Linked DNA regions of Homo sapiens: regions 1, 2, 3 and 4 are each linked to region 5. A link is a contact called in ENCODE Hi-C or POLR2A ChIA-PET data. All regions are on one chromosome and are shown on one strand. The core of a region is the stretch at or near the end of the contact, and the rest is flanking DNA. Distances in the headings are between cores, read along the strand shown.

What was found. A loop is a pair of places that touch in the nucleus more often than their neighbours do. ChIA-PET counts read pairs that join two places held with the same protein, here RNA polymerase II (POLR2A). Pooled maps may share reads with other maps.
Region 1: a pooled map shows a loop between it and region 5 (21-fold over the local background). The contact joins the promoter of CNNM2 here to the promoter of OGA in region 5. A Hi-C loop is called at or near these places in 2 of 37 single-sample maps with no recorded cell type and 8 of 50 pooled maps.
Region 2: a loop to region 5 is called in a map of gastrocnemius medialis, with 5 times the contacts of the local background. The contact joins the promoter of NDUFB8 here to the promoter of OGA in region 5. A Hi-C loop is called at or near these places in 1 of 168 maps with a recorded cell type or tissue (gastrocnemius medialis), 2 of 37 single-sample maps with no recorded cell type and 13 of 50 pooled maps. POLR2A ChIA-PET finds 5 or more read pairs at or near these places in 1 of 52 experiments (activated B cell).
Region 3: a map of mammary epithelial cell shows a loop between it and region 5 (12-fold over the local background). The contact joins the promoter of TAF5 here to the promoter of OGA in region 5. A Hi-C loop is called at or near these places in 1 of 168 maps with a recorded cell type or tissue (mammary epithelial cell) and 9 of 50 pooled maps. POLR2A ChIA-PET finds 5 or more read pairs at or near these places in 3 of 52 experiments (OCI-LY7, T-cell and activated CD4-positive, alpha-beta T cell).
Region 4: a loop to region 5 is called in a pooled map, with 13 times the contacts of the local background. The contact joins the promoter of BORCS7 here to the promoter of OGA in region 5. A Hi-C loop is called at or near these places in 2 of 37 single-sample maps with no recorded cell type and 7 of 50 pooled maps. POLR2A ChIA-PET finds 5 or more read pairs at or near these places in 1 of 52 experiments (activated naive CD8-positive, alpha-beta T cell).

What each region holds. Positions count from the first base shown.
Region 1 is chr10:102,916,912-102,919,611 of GRCh38, reverse strand. It overlaps CNNM2 (cyclin and CBS domain divalent metal cation transport mediator 2), which reads right to left and starts at 1,318. Exons shown (of 8, transcript NM_017649.5): 1 at 1-1,318. The coding sequence starts at 1,131. LOC107984265 (a long non-coding RNA gene) reads left to right here and starts at 1,277. Exons shown (of 3, transcript NR_160733.1): 1 at 1,277-1,444. RefSeq lists silencers at 643-732, 1,343-1,522 and enhancers at 992-1,678, 1,679-2,365.
Region 2 is chr10:100,528,507-100,531,206 of GRCh38, reverse strand. It overlaps NDUFB8 (NADH:ubiquinone oxidoreductase subunit B8), which reads left to right and starts at 1,336. Exons shown (of 5, transcript NM_005004.4): 1 at 1,336-1,440; 2 at 1,701-1,827. The coding sequence starts at 1,356. RefSeq lists enhancers at 864-913, 1,047-1,629, 2,472-2,641.
Region 3 is chr10:103,366,575-103,369,274 of GRCh38, reverse strand. TAF5 (TATA-box binding protein associated factor 5) reads right to left here and starts at 1,299. Exons shown (of 11, transcript NM_006951.5): 1 at 727-1,299. The coding sequence starts at 1,285. RefSeq lists enhancers at 1-66, 1,197-1,436, 1,189-1,483 and a silencer at 527-1,066.
Region 4 is chr10:102,852,926-102,855,625 of GRCh38, reverse strand. BORCS7 (BLOC-1 related complex subunit 7) reads right to left here and starts at 1,367. Exons shown (of 5, transcript NM_001136200.2): 1 at 1,199-1,367. The coding sequence starts at 1,339. It overlaps BORCS7-ASMT (BORCS7-ASMT readthrough (NMD candidate)), which reads right to left and starts at 1,416. Exons shown (of 15, transcript NR_037644.1): 1 at 1,199-1,416. RefSeq lists enhancers at 1-24, 1,032-1,221, 821-1,333, 1,292-1,351, 1,334-1,847.
Region 5 is chr10:101,817,178-101,819,877 of GRCh38, reverse strand. It overlaps OGA (O-GlcNAcase), which reads left to right and starts at 1,434. Exons shown (of 16, transcript NM_012215.5): 1 at 1,434-2,054. The coding sequence starts at 1,856. It overlaps KCNIP2-AS1 (KCNIP2 antisense RNA 1), which reads right to left and starts at 810. Exons shown (of 3, transcript NR_045118.1): 1 at 630-810. RefSeq lists enhancers at 1,405-1,524, 1,326-1,901 and silencers at 1,675-1,734, 1,815-1,874.

The sequences.
Region 1 (2,700 bases), core at 69-2,568, 1.1 Mb before region 5:
GAAGATGGTGTTGGCCCCCACAGCCAGGCCATGCCGGGAGCAGATGGCCTGGGGCACGATCTCTCCGAAGATGACGATACCGATGGTGGAGACTACCACGGCCACGAGGCCCGAGCCGGCGATGTCGTCGAGCAGGATGGTGAGCGTGGTGTTGACCAGCACGTTGCCCAGCAGCAGTGAGCACAGCAGGTAGTTGCCCTGCCTGCGCACCGGCTCGATGCGCTTGGCGTAATTCTTCTCCTTCTCCGTGCCGCAGTTCTGCACGATGCGCAGCTCCATCGGGTCCAGGGCCATGAGCCCCAGGTTGAGGCCGCTGAACATGCCCGACAGGCACAGCAGCAGCGAAATGAAGATCACCTGCAGCCAGAAGGGCAGCAGGAACTTCTTCTCTTCGCCTACGATCATCTTGGTGTCCTCGCCGTCGTGGTAAATCCAGGTGGTCTCGGCCCACGGGGGCGGCGGGAGCCCGGCCACCCCCGAGCCACCCTTGCCCCCGACGGCGCCACCCGTGGACCCCGAGCCGCCGGCGCCCAGGGCGGGCGTGGAGAGCGACGTGCACAGGTAATAGGACTTGCTCTTCTCCATCTTGCGTAGCGGTTTGATCTCGATCTCGATGATGCCCGAGGTGCGGCGGTTGAGAATGATGTGGGGCAAGATGATGATGTCTGAGGTGCGGATGCCGCATCGCTGGGGGCCGCTGTCCGGCTCTGGCGGCGCGGGGCCCCCCAGCCCGCGCTCCCCCGGGCTGTGGCGCCGCCGCTCGTGCTCGGTGAAGGCGATGCGGGACCACGTCTCGTTATTGATGTTCTGCCCGTACACCCGCAGCTTGACCCGGGTCCGTTCGCTCACCCGCAGCGCCCCCCCTTCCATGAACGACACGTCGTTCGTGTCCTCCAGTCGCAGCCCGATGATCACCGTCTCCTCATTCTCGCCCACCGCTGCGCAGCCGCCCGCACCGCAGCAGCAGCTCAGCAGGAGCAGCGGCAGCAGCCGCCCCGCAGCCGCCTGCAGGATCCCCCGGCCGCGAGCGCTGAGGCTGCGGCGCGCCGCCATCTTCCAAGTGGGCAGTGCGGCGGCTGCCTGCCCGCCCGCCATCTTTACTTTGGGTTCACAAGCGCCACAGCCAATCATAGGGTGGCTGCTCCAGCTGCGGCTTCATCCTTTCAACCCGGCGGCGCGAGCGCAGGTACCGGCCCCTGGGCGAGACTGCAACGGAGCGTCCGCGGCCAGTGCTCAGCAGTTCGCCTCCCTGACTGACACTGACTCCACCTCAGCCAGCTGAGGAACCCCGAGGCTCGCGGGAGGGAAAGAGGGAGGGAGAGGAGCGCCGGCTGCTCCCGCGAGAGGCAGGCCGACCAGCCAATCACAAGCGGGTGCCCGCCCTCCCAGCCAGGGGGCTGGAATGGGGGCGTGACCGTGTGCCGCTCCGCGGACCAATGGCAAGGTAAGTGGGTGGGGCGACGAGAGCCACCGTCCCCGTCTGCACGCCAAGTTTCCAACTGAAAGGCGCGTGACTCTTGTGTATGTGCGAGGGGAGGGGGCGTGGCCATCTGGGACTCGAGAGCCAGTCAAAGATGAGAGCTGAAGAAAAAGGGGCGTGGCATCCGTCCTGCTGCCAATGGGAAGGAGCCGTCCCTGGGGCCCGCGCTCCCCAGGGGCCCCTGTAGTAGATCCCGGAGCCTGGACCGGCCAGGTTTGGACTAAAGCCCTGCGGCGCAAGGCGGCAGGTTCCCGGTGCACCGGTTACTGGCTCTCCAGTTCTCAATTCGTAGGCACAAAGCCGCGCGCCCTCCTGCCCCGGAAGCCCGAGAAGCCAACTAGAGGCGGCTTGGGATGCACACAGCCTAAAAAGCCGGGGCACCGGCCGCTGTCCCCAACTCCACCTGCGCGGCGCTCCGCCGGGGTAAGCGGCGTCGGTGGCCCCGGCACAGCTGCGGACCAGCAGTCCTCGCGCCTCGAGACTCCTAGGGTACGGGCTCTCTGCGGCTCGCGATCACGTGGCGCCACCTGCGGGCAGCATGAGCGCCCTGCAACGCTTTCCAGGTCGGCGGCGTACCCCAAAAGGTGTGCAGAAGTTACGGATGGAGCGGTCAGGGGGACAGTTCCCCAAATTTCCTAGTCATAGAACCCCTACATATTATTGCTAGGAGTATATACTTCCTAGACCTTTTCCCATATTTACAGAGTGGGAAGGGCCCCGAATCTGTATTCCCAGCAGGAATTCAGGCAAGTTAAGGAAATGGGAGGGGGCAAGCATCCTAAACAGACCCACAGAGGCTCATTCTTAATCACACTGACCAAACTCTGCTAGGGTCTTAGGTCACTCAAGAGCAAAAAGTTCTGGAAACCTAGCTCCCCAGTACTCCCAACGTCACCTGGAGGTGACGAGGTAGCAGAGTAGCTGCCAAATTGGTCTTTTCCTTGAAACTTAAAACATTCAGGCCGGGCGTTGGTGGCTCACGCTTGTAATCCCAGTACTTTGGGAGGCCGAGGCGGGCGGAGCATGAGGTCAGGAGATCGTAGACCACGGTGAAACCCCGTCTCTACTAAAAATACAAAAAATTAACCGGGCATGGTGGCGGGCGCCTGTAGTCCCAGCTACTCGGAGAGGCTGAGGCAGGAGAATGGCGTGAACCCGGGAGGCGGAGCTTGCAGTGAGCCGAGATCGCGCCACTGCACTCCAGCCTGGGTGACACAGGG
Region 2 (2,700 bases), core at 87-2,586, 1.3 Mb after region 5:
AGAGATGGGTTTTTGCTGTGTTGGCCAGGCTGGTCTTGAACTCCTAACCTCAAGTAATCTTCCCACCTCAGCCTCCCAAAGTGCTGGGATTACAGGCGTGAGCCACCGCACCCGGCCTAAAAGGGTGAATTTATGGTATGTGAATAATATCTTAATAAAAATAAATAAATTAGATCAACTCTGTTTCTTGACCTAAATTGGATCAGGGTTTGCTATTGGTTGAATGCAGATGTTGTGCAATTATTCTGAACATCAACTAGTGATGTCATTTACAAGACAGCAAGTTGCTGTGTAGTCCTTCCCAAAATTTATATATTAAATAGTATATATCCATATTTGTTTACTTTTTATAACTTAAAAAAAAAGAGACGAAGTCTCACTATGTCACCCAGGCTGGTCTCAAACTCCTGGTCTCCAGCCATTCTCCAACCTAGGCCTCCCAAAGTGTTGGGATTACAGGTGTGAGCCACAGCTCCCAGCTTATATGCATTTTTATTGCTCTGATATATACTTGAGAATGTTTATAATAATAGGTTCTGCTCCAAAACAGTGGTCACCTGAAAAGTCACTGGAAATACGTGCATATTTATAATGTGTAAGTTATTCAAATCCCAAGTGAAAACATTCATATGCAAACATAATAATGTCTCCAATTCTTCTGTTGAGTTAGTTTGTTCATTATGGGCCGGTTTGTAATTTGTTTTATCCAAGTCCTACCAACTCTGAGGCTTTAAGCTGTCTCTGGAGAGCTGCCTCTGGTGATAAGTTTAATTTTACATTTGTTGGGTTGAGGTGACTGAGACATGCAGATGGAAACACGGACTGAAACTAAGGAGCCAATTCAGGGCCGAATTGTGTGTTGCACTGGCGTCTAAGTGAAGATCAACCCATTTGGAGAACAGAACAACAAGCAAGACCAACAGGTGAATTTGAAGAATGATCATGTTTGGGGATGGAAGGAAGTGCCCGTGAAGGAGAGGAAAGCAAGCAGCCAGAGAAGAGAGTAAGACAGGCTCATTTCACTAGTACAGCTCCTGGGGGAGGTGGTTAAGCTGTCTACCTGAGTTGCTCAGGTTCCGAGTTCCCATCATCCCTGGATGGGTCTAAGTCAGCTCAGGGAGAAAAAGGACACAACATTCTGAAATGTCAGAGACCTGCCTGGTTTTCCCTTCTTCCCGCTTATCCTTCCCAGCCTCTATCCAACCCTTGGCTTCCCAACTGCGTATTTAAACCCCGCCCCTGTTGAACCCTTCGGCTTTTCTTCACTCCCGGCTTCCTCCGTCACGTTTGGCCCGGCTCAGCCGCCGTGACAGGCCTTTGCGCATGTGCAGAAGGGAAACGTGAAGAAGGTGAAGATGGCGGTGGCCAGGGCCGGGGTCTTGGGAGTCCAGTGGCTGCAAAGGGCATCCCGGAACGTGATGCCGCTGGGCGCACGGACAGGTCCGCGAGAACGGGCGAGACCTCAGTGTGGGAAGGGGGTACCTGAAATTTGGTGTATCGGGAGGGGGGATCGTAGATGCCGCGGCGGCAGCCTCCGGGTAGGGAGTGGAGGTGGCGTTGATATATCCAGAAAATGGGGTGGAGGATCGCACTGATCCTGCGAAGTCCCGGGCTCGGACCTCTGCAGCCCCTGCGACTTGAAGCCTTCGGAGCGGCTGGAGAGCGGGCTCGCTTCTGACCTGTTCTCTTCTGCGTTCTAGCCTCCCACATGACCAAGGACATGTTCCCGGGGCCCTATCCTAGGACCCCAGAAGAACGGGCCGCCGCCGCCAAGAAGTATAATATGCGTGTGGAAGACTACGAACCTTACCCGGATGATGGCATGGGGTGAGACAGAGAGGGTATGCTCGCACCCAAGTAGTGATGGGAGAAGGCCGGCTGGGTTGGGTGGCTTGACTGTGACCCTTTTTCCCGAACCTTCTCGTGACCCCTCAGAGTCAATGGAGTGGGTGCTTTTCTCTGTGGAGGGAGGTGGGAGGGGGGTGGGTGAGCAGCTGCAGCTGAGAGGACTTCAATTTTCTCCTTGGCTCAGGCTGTTTCCTCAAATGAGGAAGCCGAGGTTTTAATGGCTCCCTCGAGGACCCCCGAATAGCAGGAGCCTTCCTTGGCTCTATCCAGAGCGTCGAGTTTCATTTAGATTGAGCATCTGCTGCGCTCAGGTGCTGTCATCCAGGCATGTGACCAGGCTGGAGCTGGACTCCTGTCATGAGAATCTTATTTGTAAACGGAGTACTCTATATTTGTGTGTATGTCTCTTTAAAAAAAATGTTTTTCTGTTAGTGCTGTGGAAATCGTAGCAACTATTAAGCAGATTAAACAGCCAGCCCCCTTACGTACTCCAGTTGATGTTATCCTATCCCTTCCACACTCTTCCGTATCCATACCCACATAACATCCCAATGGTTAATTATCTGAAGTGATTATCATCGCCTTTATTTCCTGTCCTAATGTCACTCTTTCAATCTTGGTTTCAGCAACTTCTATTCTTCTTGTTATACACTCATTTTCTGTAGCATATGTCTAGTTGTCATCATTTCCTGTTTTTTCTTATGTTGTGGACAAGAGCAGCCTTGTTCGAAGCCAGTGTCAGATGAACCTGGATTTGTTGGGGAAAACCCAGCTTAGCAAGAGGTCCCATGAGGTGTTTGAGACGCAGAGATGAATGCCAACTGGGTGGTCAAGAACACAGTTATTACGAGA
Region 3 (2,700 bases), core at 50-2,549, 1.5 Mb before region 5:
GGGCGCGGTGTCTCACGCCTGTAATCCCAGCACTGTAGGAGGCCGAGGCAGGTGGATCATCTGAGGTCAGGATTTCGAGACCAGCCTGACCAACATGGTGAAAGCCCGCCTCTACTAAAAATACAAAAATTAGCCGGCCGTGGCAGTAGGAGCCTGTAGTCCCACCTACGCGGGAGGCTGAGGCAGGAGAATTGCTTGAACCCGGGAGGCGGAGGTTGCAGTGAGCCAAGATTGCGCCACTGCACTCCAACCTGGGCAACAGAGCAAGTTTCCGTCTCAAAAAAAAAAAAAATCTATAAAGTATTTATCAACACATCTTTTAAGAGGAACTAAAGAAATAAAGAGAAAATAAAGTACTTACAGTACTTAAAGTACGCTAGTACGAAACTGTACAAACACTGTTAGTGTCATGCGGACCTGCCCAAGGCTCAAAAGCCCAAATGAAAGGAAAGGGACCAAGAGCGTGAAGATCCCGCCTCTCCGCGCTCACCTTCCCCATACATCCCTCTGCTCAACAGCTCTCCTCAGCTTCTCACTGGAACTGACAGCTCGGAAGGGGGTTTGACTGCGCAGCCCGCGCACTAGAGAAAGGGGCGGGCATGTGGCCCTAGAGGCGGGCCCAGGAAATTCAAAACAAGCCCGCAGAGGTGCAGGCCTGCCAGCCCCTGCCTTACCGGCTTGCTCCCCTTCGCGGCGGCCGTACCTACCCGGGACCCCACGGCTCACCTTTACCCGGAGCCGCAGGACCTGAGGCTGAACCTGAGACGACCGTGGCCCCCGAAGCGCCAGTGCCCGGAGGGTCGGGGGCCGCAGGGCCAGGGGCCGAGGCGGTCACCCGGCTGAGAAGCGCGCTGGTCACCTCAGCGCCGGCGCTGTCCACCTCTCCCGGGGCTCCGGAGCCCGCCACTGCCTCCTCCAGCAGCCCGGCCTCACGGCGCAGCGCCTCTTCGGCCTCGCGGAGTTTGCTCTGCCGTAGGAACTGCAGCACGGCCAGTAGAGTCTGTCGGTCATGCGGAGCGCCGGCGTCCGGAGCAGCGGCGGGCACCGGGGCCGCCCCCGCCGGGGCAGCGGCGGAGACAGCCACCGTGGGCTTGGGGGTCCCGCCATCCCCGCCAGTGGACGACGACGCCGCAACGTTCCCGCCGCCGCCGTTGGGGCCGTTGTTGGTAGTGCCGCCGCTACCCTCGCCTGCGCCGTCCCCCGCCTGCGGAGGTAGCAGCGTTGGCGGTCCCTCAGGCTCTAGCTTGACCGCCACCTCCGTCTGCTCCTCCGCCAGCGCCGCCATCTTGCGGCTGAGCCACCTCGCGCCGTCAAGCGTGATTGCATTTTCGCCACATGGAGGGCGGGGAGGAGCATTTCACGACAACTCTAGTAGGCCATTTACGGCAGTAGGAGGAGCGAAAAGGAAGGAGAAACGGAATAGGAAAGAGAGCAACTTTCAAAACCGAGCGAAAGAAAGGCAGGAAGTGGGCATTGGTGACCACCTATTACATTTGCCTGAGAATAATTGCCATTTATTGCAGGCCAGCTATATTTAGGCATTATGATAGATGTTTTACATTATGTGATCTCCTTCAATTCAATAATCTTTTTCTTTTTTCTTTTTTTTTTTTTTGAGACGGAGTTTCGCTCTTGTCGCCCAGGCTGTTAAGCGATTCTCCTGCCTCAGCCTCCCCAGTAGCTAGGATTACAGGCATGCGCCACCACGCCCTGCTACAATTAAATAATCTTATGAGGTAATATTATCCCCACCTCGCAGATGGCTCAGTTGAAACCAAGAGAGGTTAAATAACTTACCAGAGGCAAGAAGAAAGTCCAAATGTCAACATTCGAATCCACGTATTTAACTCAAAAACATATACCATTTGCCAGAGGGAGGCTTCCGAGATACTGGTAGTTTTACATTTTGACCTGAATAGTGCTTACTTTTTTTTTTTTTTTGTCATTTTTACTTTTGTAAAAGTTAATCGAGCTGCATGCATTACATTACATTTATTTATTTATTTAACTTTTGAGACGGAGTGTCGCTCTGTCGCCCAGGCTGGAGTGCAGTGGCCCGATCTCAGCTCACTGCAATCTCTGCCTCCTGGGTTCAAGCGATTCTCCTGCCTGAGCCTCCCGAGTAGCTGGGATTACAGACGTGTGCCACCACGCCCGGCTAATTTTTGTATTTTCAGTAGAGACAGGGTTTCGCCATGTTGGCGAGGCTGGTCTCCAACTCCTGACCTCAGGTGATCCACCGGCCTCAGCCTCCCAAAGTGCTGGGATTACAGGCGTGAACCACTGCGCCTGGCCCGTATACATTACATTTCAATAAAAAGTTTTTAACGCCAGGTGCGGTGGCTCACGCCTGTAACCCCAGCACTTTGGGAGGCCGAGGCGGGCGGATCATGAGATCAGGAATTAGAGACCAGCCTGACCAACACGGCAAAACCCCGCCTCTACTAAAAATACAAAAAATTAGCCAGGCATGGTGGTGCGCCCCTGTAATCCCAGCTACTCGGGAGGCTGAGACAGAAGAAGAGCTTGAACCCGGGAGACGGAGGTTGCAGTGAGCCGAGATCCCGCCACTGCACTCCAGCCTGCGCGACAGTACGAGACTCCGTCTCAAAAAAAAAGTTTTTAAATACCAGAATGTTGTGGTTGTGAAATATGTACGTTATGTATTCATGCTATTATCCGTTATTACAAATAAACCAT
Region 4 (2,700 bases), core at 118-2,617, 1.0 Mb before region 5:
AGTAGAGGGATTTAGTTTTGTTTATTCCGTGTACCTAGAGCAGTTCCTGGCACATAGCAGACACCCAATAAGTATTTGTTAAATGAATACTGTGGAATGAGTTTTTTACACATGAAATTCTCAGCTAATCAAACAAAATAGCTATGTGGAGACTGCTCAAGAAGCAATGCTGCCAGGAGCGGTGGCTCACGCCTGTAATCCCAGCACTTTGGAAGGCTGATGCAGGCAGATCATGAGGTCAAGAGTTCGAGACCAGCCTGGCCAACATGGTGAAACCTCATCTCTACTAAGAATACAAAAATAGCCAGGTGTGGTGGTGCGTGCCTGTAATCCCAGCTACTCAGGAGGCTGAGGCGGGAGAATCACTTGAACCCAGGAGGCGGAAGTTGCAGTGAGCCAAGATCACACCACTACACTCCAGCCTGGCGACAGAGCTAGACTCCGTCTCAAAAAAAAAAAAAAAAAAGGAAAAGTACTTCCTTCAATTAGTCATTCTAAAGACTTCATGAATTAAACTCCATAAAAGACAACAGTGTCTAGCATATATAAAATGCTAAATAAATGTACGTTTATTATGATGAATATGTTGAATATTTACAGGTGGTTAACTATAAACACCTCTAGTTGAAAATATATATAATATATATTACATATATTATATATAATATATATGTATATTATATATGTAATATATACATACACATTATATATAATATATACGTATATATATTATATAATACGTAATATATAATACTTATATATATAATTCGCCTCCCAGGTTCAAGCAATTCTCCTGCCTCAGCCTCCCAAGTAACTGGGATTACAGGCATGTGCCACCACGCTCGGCTATATATTTTTTTAATTATTATTTTTTAGTAGAGACGGGGGTTTCTCCATGATTGTCAGGCTAGTTTCGAACTCCCGACCTCAGGTGATCCGCCCGCCTCGGCCTCCCAAAGAGCTGTTTTAAAGCACAGGTTCCCATGGCATCGCTTCTTCCCCCAACCCTCACACACTGTCCCTAACCAAAGAGACTGCACACCCCAGAATGCAACACGCGCCTCCGCGAAGAAGACCTACTCATAGCAAGTACTTCACAGCCTACAATTCCCAAGATGCAACGCGACCTCCTTCCCACAGCAACGAAAGACTGCGACTCCCCGGACTATCAGGCCGGGAGAGTCCACTTCCAGCTCACCTCGGAGCTCCGGGAGCCTTTCAGCACCTGCTTGGTGAGCGCGATTACGTCAGTACCACAGGTGGTCACCTTCTCCGTGAGAAGCCCCTTCACGGACTGACCGAACCGCGCTTGAGACTCTGGCGTTCCAGTCGCCATCATTTCAGTTAGCGAACGGTTGCGCACTGACGATGGTGAGTCGCCGGGGCCAAAAGACAAGCAAAGCGGAAGGAAAAGAGGCGTCTCTTCCTCCATGGGAAAAGGAAGGGACGCATGCGCCTGATGGAGGTTGACCTTTGCTCACTAAACTCATGAACTATTCATTGATATCCTGAGGAAAACAGGGTCCAGGCAAACATCTCTGGAGGGGATGGAGGACAGTTTCATTGACTCTATGGTTCAGAATCGGAAAGCCTGCGGCAGGGCATGGCGGCGCACGCCTGAAATCCCAGCCCTTTGGGAGACCCAGGCAGGAGGATCACCTGAGCCTGAGAGTTCCAGACCACCCTGGGCAACATAGCGAAACTCCATCTCTTTAAAAATAAAATAAAATTAAAATTAATACAAATAATTAAAAAGAATCAGAAGGCCCGGATTACAGTCCCAATGCTACCATTTAGCAGTGTGTGGCTGCAAATTACTCAGCTTCTGTCTTATATTCCTCATCTGTTAAACAGAAGTAATAATGTTTCCAAGGGGTTATGAGAATATCATTCCATTCATATATATATACACATATATATATATACACATATATATACACATATATACACATATATACATATATATACATATATATACACATATATATATACATATATATTTTTTTTTCCCCAGAGTCTTGTTCTGTTGCCTAGGCCTTTTTTTGATTAATTGAGACAAGGGGCCAGGCGTGGTGGCTCACGCCTGTAATCCCAACACTTTGAAAGGCCAAGGTGGATCACTTGAGGTCAGGAGTTCAAGGCCAACCTATCCATATGGTGACACACCTGTAGTCCCAGCACTTTGGGAGGCCGAGGCAGAAGGGTCACTCAAGGCCAGGAGTTCAGTATCAGCAGCCTGGGCAACATAGCGATAACTTGTCTCATTTTATTTAATTTTATTTTATTTTATTTTTTTTTTGAGATGGAGTCTCGCTTTGTTGCCCAGGCTGGAGTGCAGTGGCTCGATCTCAGCTCACTGCAACATCCGCCTCCTGAGTTCAAGTGATTCTCCTGCCTCAGCCTCCCAAGTAGCTGGGATTACAGGTGCTTGCCACCAGGCCCGGCTAATTTTTGTATTTTTAGTAGAGATAGGGTTTCACCATGTTGGCCAGGCTGGTCTCAAATTCCTGACATCTAATGATCCACCAGCCTTGGCCTTCCAAAATGGTGGGATTACAGGCGTGAGCCACTGCACCTGGCCTCATTCCATTCAATTTTAACAAACATTTCATGAACTAAATACCAGACACTGTACTAGGCTGGGGATAGAGAAAGAAATGAAATACAGTTCTTGTCTCTGTGGAACTCCCAGGCTGATGA
Region 5 (2,700 bases), core at 185-2,684:
TGAGGTCAGGAGTTCAAGACTAGCCTAGTCAACGTGGCGAAACCCCGTCTCTATTAAAAACACAAAATTAGCCGGGTGTGGTGGCGGGTGCCTGTAGTCTCAGCTACTCGAGAGGTTGAGGCAGGAGAATAGCCTGAGCCCAGGAGGTGAAGGCTGCAGTGAGCCGAGATTGCGCCACTGCGCTCCTGCGCTCCAGCCTGGGCGACAGAGTGAAACTCTGTCTCAAAAAAAAAAAAAAAGTTTGCTCCTAACCCCCATCTCAACAATCCAGGACTGAAAAGAAGAGGGACCATGAAAGTCCCTGAAACTACAAGTTGGGCTACGGCTAAAGAAGGTAAATATCAGACTGAAGTGTAAGATGGACATTACTAAGTCTTAATCATCATTTCATGTTTATACCTCACAGGTTGAGATAGATTTCTCAAGCATCATAAATGTAAAGTGCATTAGGGTAGGTCTACAAGAGAGCTCTGAGAACATACAGCAAGGAGACCCAAACCCATCTAGGGCTCAGGGAAGGCTTCCCAAGGAAGCGATGCCCATGCCGAGGCCGAAGGGATCTCATGCCCCACTGCACACACCGCGCGCTCCCCATTCCCAAACAAGGCAGGCTTTTCATGCCTCCCTACCTTTGGACTCTGTTGTTCGTTCCACTTTCCTGGAGTGCTGTCTTCCCTCCCCTTCTGCTCAGTCAGGCTAACTTCACATCCTTTATAATCCAGCTGAAAAGTGAAGCCATGCCCACGGCCTCTCCCCAAAGGAGGAGTGAGTATCACCTGTTCTGAGCTCCGAAGTTCTTGGGGACACCTTGTGGGAACTGCGTGTGTGGTGGCTTGTCTCCACCACCGTACTGTGAGCTCATAGTGTTCTAGAGCCCAGCACGAGGCAAGCTCTATAGATGTCTACTGAATGAAGGAATGAACGAATGATTACATTTTAAATGGGATTAGGGGAAAATGATTCAAGGCAGAGGGGTGAGCTGAGCTCCTTGGAATGGTGTCTTTACCGAACCAAGCCTGGGTTAGGCAGATGTAATGAGCCCACCTATTACAAGAATCTCCATAGAAAGTAGGTCAGTTCTTTCCTATCTCTTTAAGAACGAGAGGCCGCGGCTCCGCGCCTGCGCACTGAGAGAATAAACACCTCTCCTTTTCACCTTCCCCCCTTCTCCCTATTGCCCCAACCGGCGGCAGCCTCCTCCCATACTCCCCTCCTTCGGGGCGGGTAATGGTCCGTCCGTCCCAGGGTGCCAGGCTTGTTTCGGAGGGTGGCAAGCAGAAATGGTACATTCCACTGCCTTCATTACCTTCTGCTTTTCGCGTCTCCTGTTCTATTTCCCCCTACCTAAAGAAGCTTAATAGGCTAGCCCCAAAGAAGGCGGGGGAGCCGGGCGGAGGGGACCGGTCTGAGCCGGTCTGCAGCGCAAGCGCAGTGCGGATAAACAGGAAGCGGGCGGTGGAGGCAGCAGCAGAGGGAGAGCTCGGGGCTTGGAGGGGAAACAGCGGAAGACCTAAGATTATCGGGAGGGCAGCAGAGGCAGAGAACGAGGACAGGACCCTTGGCCGTCTTCTTCCAGGGAACGAGAGGTCACAGCCTCGCTCTCCGCTTAGGCTTCTGGCGCCCCAGCTTAAAGCCGAGGCTGCGGCTGACAAAGGGCTCGCGCCGGTGCCGCCGCCCTTCTCATCCGGGCATTCGGGTCCCTGCGGAGAGGGAGGGGGAAGGGCAGAGGGGGAGGGGAAGGAGCCGGAGGGGCGCACACTTGGAGCTGAAGCCCTCTCCAGGGCTCCGGGCCGGTGCCCCAACGGACAGAGGTCGAGGAGGACCCGCAGAGGTGGCAGCGGCCGGGGGCAGGAGGATGGTGCAGAAGGAGAGTCAAGCGACGTTGGAGGAGCGGGAGAGCGAGCTCAGCTCCAACCCTGCCGCCTCTGCGGGGGCATCGCTGGAGCCGCCGGCAGCTCCGGCACCCGGAGAAGACAACCCCGCCGGGGCTGGGGGAGCGGCGGTGGCCGGGGCTGCAGGAGGGGCTCGGCGGTTCCTCTGCGGTGTGGTGGAAGGTGAGCGCCCTCCTTCCCTCCCCGTTTTGGCACTAACACGTTCTGTCCTCGGGAGGAGGGTGGTGGCGGGGATTTTGGAGACTCTAAAAGGCCGGAAAGCCTCTGGGTCTGAAATGTGGCCCTCCTAAAGCGAGGGGAGAGACGAGATGTTGGGCGAATCTCCTTGCACGTCTTAAGACGGCGTCGAATTCCCCCCTGGCCACTCACAAGTCTGACCCCACCCGTCTTGGGCTTGGAGCCAGGCCACCTCCTAAGGAGGCGGTGGTTAAGAGCCTGGTGTTCTGTTAGCCTCTGAGTTCTACTTCTTTGTACCTTGGGATCTTATTCCCTAGGGTTGTCTGGTTCCAGTGAAAAAATATGTGTAGTGCTTCTGTCACCACCCTTTGTGGAAAATCGGCCCACACTGACGTGCTTGTACTTCTGGAGTGAAGAGAAGCACGTTTGGCCTATAGTATTTCAAGTTCCACTTGGCTTAGAATATTTTTGTTGCTTCCCCCCACCCCCGCAAAGATTCATTTGCAACTTAGAAAATTGCCCTCTTTCCCAGCTACTGTACTTTGCTCTCGAGGGATGAAACTTTGGCTTTAATCACAGATTCTCGAAGTATCTGAGATGCGTAATTGGAATTTAGTGACCGCAGAAGCGG